Regions from separate parts of the Homo sapiens genome. Here region 2 is linked to region 1. Evidence: chromatin loops called from intact Hi-C (ENCODE). Cell type or tissue: Caco-2. All regions are shown on one strand.

Region 1 (8,000 bases):
CCTACATATGGAGCTGAGTCCTTAAGGACTGAAAAAAAAGCTATCCTCTGAAGAAAATAAAGTGAAAATTATACTTTAAAAAAAAGAGATCCTGTTGAATAGATGAAAAAAGCTAGAGACTGGGAGAAAAATTTTCAGACCATGTATACAATAATGGGCTAGTAGCTAAAACATAGAAAGAACTCTCTAAACTCAATGTACAAAGAAAAACAATTCAAAAATTAGCAAAGGATATGAACAGACATTTCACCAAAAAGGGATATATGCATGAAAATAAGCACCCAAAAAAGATGACTTATGAGTCATTAGGGAAATGCAAACGAAAACCCCAAGGAGATACCAATACATAATTCTTAGAATAGCCAAAATGGAAAAGATTAACCATACCAAATGCTGACGAAGATGTTGAGGAACTGGAACTTCATGGTGGAAATATAAGATAGTACAGACGGTTTGGAAAATAGTTTGGCAGTTTTCTAAAATGTTAAACTTGCCCCTATCATGTGATCCAGCCATTTCAATCCTATGTATGTACTCAAGAGAAAAGGAATTATTTATCCATACAAAAACTTGCATGTAAAAGCTGATAGCAGCTTTATTTATAATAGTTAAAAACTGGAAACAGCCAAATGTCCATCAACAAGTGAGTGGATAAACAAACTGGTATGTCCTTCAATGAAATACTACTCAGCAATGAAAAGGAATGAACTATTGATAGATGCAATAATGGGGATAAATCTAGAAACTGTTTTGCTGAGCGAAAGGGGCCAGGCAAAAAAGTATTAATACATATTAGATGATTCCATTGTATAAAAGCCTATAAAATAAAAATTAATAGTTATAGAAAGTTATAGAAAGCACATCCATAACTGCTTGGGGTATGAGAGACCAGAATGAACTGGATTGAGGGATTACAAAGAAAAAATGGTTGTGATGGATGTGTTCACTCCGTTGACTGTGTTGATGGTTTTAGCTATGTGTGTGTGTATATATATATATATATATATATATATATATCAAAACAATTGTACAGTTTAAATATTCATAGTGTTTCATATGTCAATTGTACCTCAATAAAACTGTTTTCCAAAAAATGTTATGGTAGGTTTTGTAGGAGAAAGATGTGAAGAGAAAAAAGGGAACAAAATCTGAGAAACAAAGAATTAGACCCAAGAGAAGGAAAGAGAATCCCTTATAGGAGCATGTAGAAACCTAGGTCTTATGGTTAGGTACCACAAGATAGAATGATATTCGTATTCTCTTTTAGAAGGCCTTTATTTATTTTTTTACTGAATAGGTGAAGAACTACTTCAGAATTCCCATTCTTCTATTGATTCTTTTTCTTTCCTCTCATTTTCCAGTCTTGCTGAATAATTTTCTTAAAACATCCACTTCCAACACTGGAGAGGAATGTAATCTTATTTCTAATTGACTATTTCTAATATGACATATTTCTAATCTACTATGACTAATGTAATAGTCAAAGGCAGTGTTTTACCTATTTAGCATAATTGTTTCTAGTTGAAGAGGGTGTTTTATTCCTTGAAGGTCCTAATGGCTCCTATTCTTAATTGAAAAATATGAAGCTTCTTGATAGGGTACAAGGGAATCATTTACCTTACCTTGGTTTATAAGCAGTCTCAGTTTTCTTAGATTAAGAAATAATTATCCAGGTTATTCCTATCAGATTTTCCCTAGCTAGCTTCTTACCATTGAAAATTTTAAATTTACTCAAGAGAAAAATGTATTTTTATATACAAATACAGCAGCATCAATTACAATAGTAAAAACCCTGCAAATTCACTAAATAGCTAACATTAAGAAAATCATTATATACTTGATTAAATGTTATGTATCTCCTAAAATTGATTACTGTGAAGACTACATAGCAACATAGATTAATATGTACAAAACAAAATTAAATGGAAAGAATAGAACATGAAATTCTATATAAGCTACGATTACAACTAGGTAAATATACAAAAGAATACAGTTAAAATTGAACATAGATAAATGAAAATAGCTGCATTAGCATGGTGAATTATGGGTGTTCTCTTTTAAAATTTTTGTCGTTGTTGTTTTAATAACTTTTAAAATAGATTTTAAGTTTTCTGGGGTGGTTTACTACACTCTTAGACTCTTCATCCTATGTGTGAAATTTCTAATGTGTAGGAAAAAGAAAGAATACTGATTGCCACCTTATCTAAAACTTATGTTGACCAAGACTGATAATAAAATGCACTTAGAACCCTATATAAAGGATATTGTGTTTTGATTGCCTAAAAAAGAAACCAACAGCATCTTTTATTTGTTTCTAGAGGTGACTTGGGAAAGATAGGGTAGCGACATCGCTGTGATTTTGTTGTTTCTTTTTAAACTTTAGGTACAAAATTACACTGATGCCCTACAATGGTACTATTATTCTCTGAGGTTTTATTCAACTGATGAAATGGATCTGGACTTCACCAAGCTGCAGAGGAACATGGCTTGCTGTTACCTGAATTTGCAACAACTTGATAAGGTCCTTTGATTTATCTATTTTCAGAGGTAGCAAATGTTCTTATGTGCAGTGGCAGAGAGATAGATGCCATGCTGTGACTTCCTGGCTGTTAGTTTAGGATGTCTGAGAGTTCCCTCATATAGAACAAGGTCAAATTGACATTTTCTTGATTTGCACACTGTAAACATAGAGTGAAACTTCCCAAAGAAAGAGAGAATTTGGAATACCATTAATTCTATTACTTACCCTTTATTTTTCACACCTATTCTGAAAGGTAATATATCATTGGAACTCCTGAACAAAGTTATCTGCTACTAACCATCTGTAATATTGTCCTTTGCAGCAAGCTAAATTTTGAAGTACACACTTTTGTCAAGCATTCATTGAGACCAAATACTTGAATGAAGTGGCCATTCTTTCACTTTCTAGGTTGTTATCTCTTGCCTTTCCAACCACCCTAGAAAATGTTCTTTAACTGATTTCTTATCAGGACAAAATTCTAGAAGGTAAAGAAGATAAAAGCTTGTTTAAAGATAGAACGGAAATACTTTCCAAAGCAATTAGGACATTTCTTCCTTTGGTTATCATATGGTATGCACGTAATGAGGGGTATTGGCTCTTAGAAGGACAAAGAACTAGAAGGACAAGTGTGAACCCAAATGAAATATGAAGGTTTTTGTTGCCTTTCAAGTTTTAATGACAGGTCTAACCTTTGTTCACCTAGGTGATTAAGGGTAATGATTCCAGATGTTTTCTTTGAAGGTTTATTTTTGAAGAGTTGTTTATCTGACTTAAATACTTTAGATTTTCTTTCAAGAAAATATTTGCTATTTAGTTTATATGTTATAAAGTCACAGCCCTGGAAGAGAACTTGAAATGTTACTTAATTCATCATAATGTTGTACAGGCTAGCATTTAACTGTTTCAGAAAATAGTTACCTACAGTTTAAGATCTAAAAGGAAGATGATCATGTAGATTTTGTTACCTAATTCTGCACAGGACAGCACTATTTCAGAAAGGTAGTTGCCTACTGTTTACTTAAAGACTAATAAAGAAGGCAATCACAGAGCCTTTATAACTTCCATGATTTATGACACAGTGAGCTAGGCAGCTTGGGAAGGACCTATATCTGGATGTAGACATGCTAGTTGGGGAATGGATGCATTTGCAGGCCAAGGGAGGATATCTAATCAGCCAGTCAGGAAAGAAAGAAAGAACACAGTACCAGACATTATGCTAGGCTCTGAGGTTACAGAGATGAACAAAGTATAGTTGCCTTCAACTCACTCAAGCAGCTGACATCATGGTATCCTAATGGGCAGATAAGCAGAGCATGGCAATGAGAGAAATCTAAATGTTGGAAATAGTCCGTAAGTCAGGCACACAGGTGGTTGGCATCACATAAACATAACAGCAGGGAACAGGGTTTCAATCACAGATATTTGGACTCTGAGACAGTACACAAATCTTTGAGGAATAGGAGTGTGTGCAGACATACTAGAAAGAGCAAAGTAGATCTCCACAACTAAAGGGGCCAGGATATGAGGCTGTTTTTAAGAGCAGATCCCCTGCATAGGGAGCCAAACTGGGAAGCAATGACCAGAAGAGGAATACAAGTTGACTAGATACAGTTTTCTGAGACTTAAGCAATGCTACTTACATCTCTTCTAATGTCAAGTTTGGTCCTAGAGCCTAGTATAGCACTGACTTTATAATTGGAAATTCAAATGGTATTAATAGTGAGGTTAGGAAGAATAGGAGAACAGTAAACCAGGTGTATTTTAATGGTGCGTACTCAATATGTAACTGTATCATTTATGGCCAGATTAGTGGTGAAACCAAAGGATATTTTGAATATATTCAAGGTAACTTTGTTGGTTACTGTTAGTATATTTCTCCATTTCATCCTTGTCTTGAATTTAGCAGACATTGATTGGATACCCTCCATATACAATGAATATCCTCTTATGCACTAGGACAGACAGAAAGGTGAAAAAAATACACAATCCATCATATTTTAATAATCCCACCTCGCCAGTGTCTAACCTTTGTTAGCTTTCATTGTCTTTCTTCACTCCTTCCTTTGAGTTGCTTGAGCATTGTTGGGAAAATTTATGAAACCATGTTTATTGGGTTTGCTAAAATTTCATGGTTTTTCAGCTAGGTAGTCAATAATACTGACTCTTGTTGAGTTTTTATCACATTCCCCACAGTGATAATTCCAAAACATTTTTTTTCTGTCCTTAAGCACCCATGCTTTCTCCTTTGTTGTAGCAAAAGATCTTATCGTGTGATTTGCTGAGCTTGTAGCCACTGACATGAACTTCATCAATTTCTCACCTCTTCACCCATCCTTTCTTTTCTCTTACCTACGAGAAAGAAGTAACTTTGTCTGGGGACCTTACTCTACAGATCTCAACCCTAGCTGTTTAATCATTCTCTACTGTTTCTTTTTTATTTTTTTTTTTTGAGACAGAGTCTCACTCTTGTTGCCCAGGCTGGAGTGCAATGGTGCTATCTCAGCTCACTGCAACCTCCGCCTCCTGAGCTCAAGCAATTCTCCTGTCTCAGCCTCCTGAGTAGCTGGGATTACAGGCATGGGCCACCACGCCTGGGTAATTTTTTATATTTTTAGTAGAGACAGGGTTTCACCTTTTTGGCCAGGCTGGTCTCGAACTCCTGACCTCATGATCTGCCCGCCTCGGCCTCCCAAAGTGCTGGGATTACAGGCGTGAGCCACCGCGCCCGGCCTACTGTTTCTTTCTCCTGTCACTATAATTACCTTGAAGTCTTCTTTATCCAAAAACCTTCCTTCAACTTTGTAATCCTCCTCAAACTTCAGTTCTGTGTCCTTCTTTTTGTTGCCAAACTTTCTAATCCAATTTTTTAGTGTTCATTCATTCAAAAATATTTATTTATTGTCTCCTATGTGTTAAGTACTGTTCTAGGCATTGGGGATATAGTAATGAACAAAATATATAAAAACCTTTATCCACATGGACAAATACTGCTGTCCCCATTATTTTCCACTAGGAGAGGCAAACAATAAAAAGATAAATAAGTATTATGTTATATTATAGGGGTCAACAAACTTTCTGTAAAGAACCACAGTAAATATTTTAGGTTTTGCAGGCCATACAGTCTGTGCTGAAACTAATCAACTCTGTTGTTGTGCCTTGAAAATAGCCATAGACAGTATGTAATCAAATTGGTGTGGCTGTGTTCCAATAAAACTATGTTTTGGAATACTGAAATTTGAATTTCATGTAATTTTTGTGTGTCATAAAATATGATTCTTTTGATTTATTTCAGGCACTTAAAATGTAAAATTGTTCTAACTTATGAACTGTACAAAAAATATGGTGAGCCAGATTTTGCCCAAAGGCTATAGTTTGTTGACTCCTGGTATATTAAATATTGATAAGTGCTAAGGAGAAAACTAAGCAGGAAAGGGTGATATTAAATGTTTCAGAGGCGGATGAATGGTTGAACTTTTAGATAGGGTGGTCAGGGAAGTCCTCACTGAGAAGATTGTTTTTAAGTAGAGACCTGAGGAAAAAGAGCATTCCAGATGGAGGGAATAACAACTGCAAAGGCCCTAGGGTATTTAAAGAATGGCAAAGAGACCTTTGTGGCTGGAGCTGAGGGAACATTAGGAGAATTAGGAGATGTGATCAGGGAAGTAGTGGTGTCTTAGTCTGTTTCGTGTTGGTATAACAGAATACCTAAGACTGAGTAATTAATAAAGAAAATAGGTTTATTTAAGCTCATGATTCTGCAGGCTGGGAAGTTCAAGGGCCATGGTGCTGGCATTTGCTTGGCTTCTGGTGAGGGCTTTTGTGCTAGATCAAAACATAGCAGAAAGTCAAAGGGAAGTAGACTCATGCCAGGAGACATAATCCAAGGGGCTTTCTGGCTTTATAACAACCTACTTTCATGGAAACTGTTTCTGTTTTATTTCCTTGTATACTATGTTTGTCCTCAACTGGAGTACTTGCTGCTTCCTAGCCATGATCTATGTTTTCTACCTCAGTATCTTTTTTCATGCTTCTTCATTGCAAATTACCTCTTTCCTGCATCCCTAAAATTCCCTTTTCAAAGCCTAGCTTAAAATTCCCTTTTTCAAAGCCTAACTCTTAATGACATTCTTAGCTTCCTGAGGAAATTTCCTTGTCTTGCCTTTCCTCCAAGACTTTGTAACAGTTCTGTTTATCCCTAGATACTTGTTTTCTCATTATATTTTAGTTATTTCTATACCTGCCTTAGTCATCTATTGGACTGTCAGTCACCTCCTTGAGGACAGAGACCATATCTTATCTTTATTTGCCCTTGTACCCAGCATAGTGCCTAATGCATAGTAGATGCTCATTACATTAAAAATAGTTATAAAGACTCAATAAATACCTGTCAATCAACTTCTTCTGATATAGGAATTCCATTTCCTCATGCTATTTCTGTCCTTGCTACTATGCATAATTTGGAAATTAATAGTGATTAAGATCTGTGAGTGCTCTTTGATTATCAGAACTGAATGAGATTATATTATTAAAAATCATCCCACTATAACTTTCTCCAGCTCAGCTCTTTTCTCTTTTGAGGGTGAGAACGCATTTTATTTTGATTTAAAATGAAATATTGAATCATAGGTCAGAAGTTAATTTGGGCAGGCCAATGGAGTTGAGAAATAGACTCCCTTGAACTTTTTAGTAGATTAGGTTACAGATTCATTAGCTCGCACACTTGGCAACCTCTTTTTGAGATAACAATGCCAATTATAGATCATTTCTTTGGTTTGTTTTCTAAATTGTATAAATAAAAATTTTTTAATTGCTATTATCCATTCAGATATCTTCAGTACTTTGCATGAGACAATATTAAACAATGTTGTTTCATAGATATCAACTCTGCCTTTGAGGTGTTTGTAGTGCCTTAAGCCTGGTATCCTGATTTTGCTATATTATTTTTGAGGATTTAAAAATATTTGGTTTGTGCAAGTCATAGGTTTGAATGGATTAAGGATGAAGGAAATGAGCTTGGGTTCTAAATACAGAAGCAGTTTATCACACCTTGATATAATGGGATTTTGCTGCAAACCATAATAAAACCTTAATGTTAGTTGACAGATGGATAATGACTTGTTTTGGTGATAGTCTGTGTAAGTTAATGGGAATGCACAATTGGGTACTCTTTAACTCAGTACAGAAGTCCCATCCTCAGCTTGCAACTGCAGTTTAGGTACATGAATGTCATTAGCACTACTATAGTTTGATAAAACTGAACCACACTCTCAAACCACAGAATGGCTGTAAGACTTACAACAGACACAAAGATGAGACTATTCATAGAATATTTATGTGACCTAAAGTGAAGACAGTTATGTCTCATGTGCTGGTTATATATTGTTTCTCTTTACCATATAAAGTTCGAAAAATGAGCTTGGGACCAGCAGACATAAACTAGTGATATTCACTAGATGGCACTGTGGCCTCTGTACTTCAT
Region 2 (8,000 bases), 470 kb after region 1:
AGCTGAGCATGGGGAAGTTGTTCTGGATACTCTGATGAACTCCTATCCTTTATCCCTTAGTATTTTATGCAAGTGTGAAGGGGTTCCAGGGAGATAAAAGTCATGGACCAGGAGGGTTTTAGCTAGTATGATAGACTTCAAAATGTTTTTAAGACACCATGGTGTACAAATGACCGGCCCAAAGAGGCCAGCTGACATCCTAGAGAGAGCCTGGTGAAGTTCGCCTGAGCTATCCCATTCACACCTGCTTTTCCCTGGATTTGTGTTTAATTCTTGGCTTTCATCCTCGATTTGCACTTTGGCATTGGTCCTGAATTCCAGCCTTCTGGTTCTCCCTCTGAAAAAAGTCCTGGTGACTCCTATGAATGCCTATAATTTCCCCTGCTGCCCAATCAAACCCTGCTCCCTAGATCTTGGACAGAAACTAATGCTTAGCCACATACTCCTGTTACGGGCCCAGGGTGTCCTGGACTTATTTTCTATCATGTACTCTTCAAGCAGGTAGTGATTGTCAGGACTTATTGGGGTTGCACCTTTGAAGTAGGTAAAAAAATAGAATTAATTATTTCTTATACTCACCCATTGACATCACATATTCTCGCACAATTGGGATCCAAAATATCCTTTCTAAGGTCCCTACAAAGGGAGTGATGGATGGGAAAATCCGAGCAATGCCAGTGGCCTCAGTGGCAAAGTTGATGAAGACACCAAAAGAGAGAATGCCATGGGGGTGATTGGCAATGATGTAGTTGTGTTTGGGAGAAAGATCATGAGTCTTCACCAGCTGTTAGAGGGAAATTGAGTCAGAGCATTGGCTACAAAGAAGGAAGAAACCACGTGTGGACTAAAATCCCAGCAGGTAGCCTATGTTTCCCTCTGGGAGCCCCAAATCCCTGTTCACTAGGTTGTCATCATTGTCATAGGATTGCCAGGGCTCACGATGGTCAGAGAGGCTGACCTGGGTTTGCCAGTGAAGGAAAGGCTGCCATCCACCTGTTTCCCCACCTGCCCATCCATCTTGGGCCCTTGCTTTGCATTATGACTCGGGGCCTTGACCTTCGCTGCTGACCACCAAAGCCTCTGAAAACATGGAGCTGAGTAGGGAGCAAGGGTCTGGGCAACAGGGACTGAGGGCACCCCGAGGAAGAGTGGTCACCTTTACTGGGAAGTAATTTCGGAAATACTTCCATAGGGTCCAGTTTCGTACCCAAGCTGAACGCCTGCCACCTGTGGGTACAGAAGGGAAGGGAAGAGTACACAGGGCATTGCAGTCCCTCTACCTCTCCCAGAGGAGGAGAGTTCTGCCTGCAGTCCTCAGGTCACGTGAGGGGCCTCCTTCTGACACCTCAGAACTGTAAGTACTGTCCCTGAATCCAATCCCCAAGACATAGGAAGCCCCTGCTCCTCTAGAGCCGACCAGAAAGGTGACAGGAAAATAGTCTGAAGCTGGGGGCACCTGCCCAGAGACCTCAACCTCATAATTCTTCCTGAGCTACCTGGTAGAGACCTCTGTCCCTGCTGAGCTTTGCTCTCCCTTCTCCCTCCCCTTCCTTCCCCTCTCCCCTACCCTTGGTTCTCCCCCTCTCCCTCCACCTCCCTCTCCCTGTCCTTCCATTCTTGGCCCAAACAGGACCACCATTGTGCCCCTGTCTCTTACCTTGACTGTGGGTGTTCCAATCATAGGTGAGCCAGGCTAAGGAGAGCACAGCCAAGGGCCAGAACTTACTGAATAACAGAAAGTAGGGTATAAGGAGAATGGGAATAGCTCCTGGGGAGACACAAAGGGTTCAAGCCTTTCAGTTCCCTTCAAGTTTTAGTATACTTCTCATAACCCCGGCCTCTGCTCTACACTACAGGAGCAGGGCTAGGCTGATGTGGGACTCTTCTCTCCTTCTCCCCTCTTCCCCAACCCCTCGCCCTCCATTTGTCTCTGCTGTGGTCTAGGCAGGCCTCTGAAGCCCCTGGATCTGGGTCTCCTTGATGGCCAAACTCTCAATTGAAGAAAGAGCAGAACCATGAAGTTGAGGTCAAAGGACAGCACGGCTTGGTGAATGGGAAGAAGAGCACATTGGGCTGGTAGCTGAATCCCCATTCTGGGACCTCTGGAAATTCTTTCTAAAAGCTTGACCCTCTTTCCTGTGCTGAACTGATAAGTCTGCATATTCCAGCAGGGAGGTTACCCGCAGTGTACAGGCTGTTTGATGCTGAAAAGTAAACACGGATTAAAAACCACTCCACTTTGGGAGGCCGAGGCAGGCAGATCACGAGGTCAGGAGATCGAGACCATCCTGGCTAACACGGTGAAACCCCATCTCTACTAAAGATACAAAAAATTAGCCGGGCATGGTGGCACATGATTGGAGTGCTACTCGGGAGGTGGAGGCAGGAGAATCGCTTGAACCCAGGAGGTGGAGGTTGCAGTGAGCTGAGATCGTGCCATTGCACTCCAGCCTGGGCAACAGAGCAAGACTCCGTCTTGAAAAAACAAAACAAAACAAAACAAACAACAACAACAACAACAAAACTGCCCTACTAGGCCAGGTGCGGTGGCTCACTCCTATAATCTTAGCAATTTGGGAGGCCAAAGTGAGAGGACAGCTTGAACCTAGGAGTTTGAGACCAGCCTGGGCAACAAAGCAAGACAGTATCTCTAAAAAACCAAAAAAACAAAAAACAAAACAACAACAACAAAAAACACTTTACTGTGTTCATTTTGTTCCATTCAAAAGTATCACAAAGGTTCAGAAGGGGAAGTCTGTGTTAGCAAATGGCCATAGCAGGCTGTAACTGCAAACACGATACATGTTACAGCAGTGCGAATGAATTCCATTTAAAAAATCTGCATTCATGAGAAAGAGGGGCTAAGTATACATATGGTGAATAAAAAAAGACTTAGCTAAGGGAATGACTTCTTTGACCAGGTACCATGTCATAGCAGATAAAAGTTTCAGGGAAGAAGAAACTCGGGAGTTACCTACCAGTTCTTTGTCTCTTGCATTTTGGACATAAATGAAAATAGCAGGAAAAAGGCTGAGTGGACAGTGCTTTAAAAAGTCATGTTATGGAGTAGAAGAAACCTTTGTAATAGGCTGAATTGCCCTCATAAGCACTGGTCGAGATAGTTGTTGTAAGCATTCAAATTAGACAGGAAAGCGTGGTGGGAGGAGTTTTATGGGAAGCCTGCCATGGAGAAAAAGCCTTGCTATCTATGCCCTTCATCAAAGAGGAGAGTAAATTTGCCAGTTAAGCTTCAGAAGGAAATTCAGATAAAGTTAAATAAGAATAATCACTAATTAAAGTTAGCCTAAGTGTATCATTTCTTTTATATTTTGTTTCAAATAAATTTTGTTTGTTTCCCCAGTATTTAGAAGAGAGCTTGGCACACAGTAGGTGTTCAACAAATATCTGTAGACCAATTGAAAACGAAATAAGCAAATGTTTTCTCTTTTCAGTAGTAAACTTGATAATTACTATTTAGTCAGCATGTATAGTGTTATTTAAATGTGATGTTATTTTAAAAGCATAGACGGATTAGTTGTGTGCCTTTTATCTGATTCATTCATCCACCAGTCCTAAAGGCGGTCTAAGAGCCCTTACCTGGGTAACACCATCCCCCTTGTGGAACCTATTGGAACTGCAGATATGACCCGGCAGGAGACGAGGAACGTTTTTTTCAGAGCAAGGCTTCCAGACCCAGCCCGAGTGTCATCAGTGTCGTGCACGGTAACAAAAGTGGAATTTAAAGATATAGGAGAAATAGAAGCCAAATGTGGAAGAGCTAAGTCTCATGTAAAAAGAGTTCCGTGACATAAAGCAAGGGTATCTGAAGAAGGAATGATGAAGAACAAGCATTTATGTATGTGTGACACTCCCTTAGGTATTATGGCCTTGACACCAGAAGATGGTTCCAATTTCTCTTGTCACGTTCAAGTGAGGCGTCTTGGAGAGGGTTATCAAAGAGGAAGTTCACATAGGTAGGCTCCTAATTTAGTTTGTAGTGAAGATGGCCAAGCCATTCTAATATATGTGCACTGGGGGAAAAGAAAAGAAAAAAAAAGAAGAAAAAAAAACTAATATATGCGCATTGGTAGCTCATCATAATTTTAACTTGCATTTCTCCAATAGCTAGTGATGCGTAACAGCTTTTCATGTGCTTGTCTGCTTTCTGTATATCCTCTTTGGTGAAGTGTCCATTCAAATCTTTTGCCCATTTTTCAATTGGGTTGTTTTCTTACTGTTGACTTTCGGTAGTTCTTTATGCATTTTGGATATAAGTTTTTTTGTCTGATATGTGATTTGCAAACATTTTCTCCTAATCTGTGTCTATCTTTTCATTCTTGTTAACAGGGTCCTTTTTACAGCAAAAGCTTTTAATATTGATGAAGCCCAACTTATTAATTTTTTTTCTTTTATAGATTGTGCTTTTGGTGTCAAACTGAAAGAACTCTTTGTCTAACCTCATGTCATGAAGATTTTTCCCCTATATTTTCTTTTCTTTTCTTTCTTTCTTTTTTCTTTTTTTTTCTTTTTTCTTTCTTTTTTTTTTTTTTTTGAGACAGGATCTGGTTCTGTCACCCAGACTGGCGTTCCATGGCGTGATCTCGGCTCAACTCACTGCAACCTCCGCTTCCTGGGCTCAAGCGATCCCCCCACTTCAGCCTCCAGAGTGGCTGGGACTACAGGAGCATGCCACCACACCCAGCCAATTTATTTTGTATTTTTTTGTAGAGACAGGGTCTTGCTATGTTGCCCTGGCTAGTTTCAAACTCCAGGTCTCAAGTGGTCCTCCTGCCTTAGCCTCCCAAAGTGCTGGGATTACAGGTGTGAGCCACTGCCCCTGACCTCCCCTGTGTTTTCTACTAAACATTTTACAGTTTTCTTTTTTTACATTTAGATCTACAATACACTTCAAGTTCATTTTTACCAGTTTTATGGAGGTATAATTTACAAATAAAAATGGTGTATATTCAATGTGCACAATGTGATGATTTGAGACAGGTATACATTGTGTGATGATTACAACAATCAAATTAATCAATACATTCACCACCATACATAGTTACCCTTTGTGTGTGTTTGTGGCTAGAGGTGAGGATACTTAAGATCCACTCAGCAAATTTCAAGCATATAATACAGTATTATTAATGCTGCTATACTTTAGATTCCCAGAAATTATTCTTTTTGTAACTGAAATTTTGTGCCCTTTGACAAATTTTTCCTTATTTTCCCTCTGCCCCAGCTCCTGGCAGCCACCATTCTATTCTCTGCTTCTATGAATTTAATTTACATTTATTTACAAATATATATATTTAGAGACAGGTTCTCTCTGTGCTGCCCAAGCTGGTCTCAAATTCCTGAGCTGAAGTGATGCTCCCACCTCAGCCTCCTGAGTAGCTAGGATTACAAACATGTGACACCACATCCAGCTCTAATGAGATCATATGGTATTTTTCTTTCTGTGTCTAGCTTATTTCACTTAGCATAGTATCCTCCTGGTTCATCCATGTTATTGCAAATGGCAGGATCTCCTTTTTATGGCTGAATAATATTCGTGTGTGTGTGTGTGTGTGTGTGACACTTTCTTTATTCATTCATCTGCCAGTGGACACTTAGGTCGATCCCACGTCTTGGCTATTACTAATAATACTGCAGTGAACATGGGGGTGCAGATATTTCTTCAAGACACTAATTTCATTACTGTTGGAAACTCCCCACTATTTTCCATACTGGTTGTAACAATTTACATACCTACCAACAGTGTACAAAGATTCCCTTTTATCTATATCCTCACCAAAACTTACCATTTGTCTTTTTGATAATAGCTATCCTAACAGGTGTAAGGTGATATCTCACTGTGGTTTTGATTTGCAGCTCCCTGATGACTAATAATGTTGAGCCCCTTTTCATATACCCTTTGGCTATTTGTATGTTTTCTTTGGAAAAATGTCTATTCAAGTCCTTTGCCTATTAAAAAGTTTATGTTATTTTATTTTTTTCTATTGAGTGGTATGAGTTCTTTATATATTTTAGAGATTAACCCCTTATAAGAGATATGGTTTGCAAATATTTTCTTCCATTCTGTGGGTTGCCTTTTCATTTTGTTGATTGTTTCCTTGGCTAGGCAGAAGATTTTTAGTTTGAGGTACTCCTGCTTGTTTATTTTTGCTTTTGTTGCCTGTGCTTTTGTTGTCATATCCAAAAAATCATTGTCAAGGCCAATGTCAAGGAGCTTTTTCCCTATATTTTCTTTTAGGAGTTTAGTGATTTCAGGTCTTACATTTAAGTCTTTAATCCATTTTGAGTTAATGTTTGTGTATGTCATAAGGTAAGAGTCTAGTTTCATTATTTTGCATGAGGATGTCTAGTTCAACACCATTTATTGAAGAAACTATCCTTTTCCCATTGTGTATTCTTGGGACCCATTTCAAAGATTAGTTGACTATAAATGCATGGGATTATTTCTGGGCTATCTATCTTATTTCATTGGTTTCTGTGTCTGTTTTTATGTCAGTACCATAGTGTTTTGATTACTATGGCTTTGTAATATAGTTTGAAATCAGGAAGTGTGATGCCTCTAGCTTTGTTTTTCTTTCTCAAGATTACTTTGGCTATTCAGGGTCTTTTGTTGTCTCATACAAATTTTAGGATTTTTTTATGTTTCTTTTAAAAATGTCATTGGAATTTTCATAGGGATTGTATTGGATCTATAGCTCACTTTGAGTAGTATAGACATGTTAATAATGTTAATTTTTCCAGTCCATGAACACAGGATATCTTTCAACTTATTTGTGGCTTCTTCGATTTTTTTCAATGTCTTACAGTTTTTGGTATACAGATCTCTCACCTCCTAGGTTAAATTTATTCCTAAGTATTTTATTCCTTTTAGTGATATTGTAAATTGAATTGTTTTCCTTCATTTCTTTTTTGGATAGTTTATTGTCAGTGTATAGAAATGCAACTGATTTTTGTATGTTCATTTTATATCCTGACACTTTACTGAATTCATCTATTAGTTCTAACAATTTTTTGGTGGAGGCTTTAGGGTTTTCTATATAAGATTATGTCATCTGCTAACAGAGACAATTTAACTTTTTTCTTTCCAATTTAGATGCCTTTTATTTCTTTTTCTTGTGTAATTGCTCTTGGTAGGACATCCAGTACTGTGTTGAATAGAAATGGCAGAATGAGCACCCTTGCCTTGTTTCTAATCTTAGAGGAAAAGCTTTCAGCTTTTCACCATTGTGTATGATGTTAGCTGTGGACTTTTCATATATGGCCTTTATTATGTTGAGATCCATTCCTTCTATGTCTAATTTGCTGAGAGTTTTTATCATGGAAAGATGTTAAATTTTGTCAAATGCTTTTTCTGCACCTATTGAGATGATCTTATGATTTTTATTCTTCTTCTCTTAATGTGGTATATTACATTTATTGACATATGCATGTTGAACCACCCCTGCATCCCAGGGATAAATCCCACTTGATCGTGGTGTACGCTCCTTTTAATGTGCTGTTGAATTTGGTTTGCTAGTATTTTGTTGAGGATTTTTTGCATCTATGTTCATCAGGGATATGGGCCTGTAATGTTCTTTTCTGGGACTATCCTTGCCTAGCTTTGGTATCAGGGTAGTGCTTGCATTGTAAAAGGAGTTTGGAAGTGCTCCTGCCTTTTCAGTTTTCTGGAAGAGTTGGAGAAGGATTGACATTAATCCTTTTTTTTTTTTTTCTTTTGACACACACTTTCACTCTGTTGCCCAGGCTGGAGTGCAATGGCGCGATCTCGGCTCACTGCTCCCTGGTTCAAGCAATTCTCGTGCCTCAGCCTCCCGAGTAGCTGGGACTACAGGAGCACGCCACCATGCCTGGCTAATTTTTGTATTTTCAGCATGTTGGCCAGGCTGGTCTCAAACTCACCATGTTGGCCGAGCTGGTCTTGAACTACTGACCACCTAGGAAGCTGTCTGGTCCTGGGCTTTTCTTTGTTAGGAGGTTTTTGATTA

The links. Hi-C counts contacts between places; a loop is a spot of excess contacts. Peaks named below come from ENCODE experiments on the same cell type or tissue, not always from the same donor. Only the 100,000 strongest peaks of a DNase experiment are listed, where the experiment ranks them.
Region 2: it touches region 1 in a loop (6-fold over the local background); 6 of 110 quality-filtered maps call a loop at or near these places.

The regions. Positions count from the first base shown.
Region 1 is chrX:70,664,898-70,672,897 of GRCh38, reverse strand. TEX11 (testis expressed 11) reads left to right here. Exons shown (of 30, transcript NM_031276.3): 16 at 2,384-2,521. Among named protein-coding and RNA genes, the nearest start is that of SNORD3E, 180 kb to the left of the region's middle. In Caco-2, no CTCF peak of the experiment used is centred here; a DNase peak (open chromatin) is centred at 3,637.
Region 2 is chrX:70,193,039-70,201,038 of GRCh38, reverse strand. It overlaps DGAT2L6 (diacylglycerol O-acyltransferase 2 like 6), which reads right to left. Exons shown (of 7, transcript NM_198512.3): 2 at 1,658-1,768; 3 at 1,157-1,227; 4 at 580-784. Among named protein-coding and RNA genes, the nearest start is that of DGAT2L6, 20 kb to the right of the region's middle. In Caco-2, a CTCF peak has its summit at 3,637; a DNase peak (open chromatin) is centred at 3,628.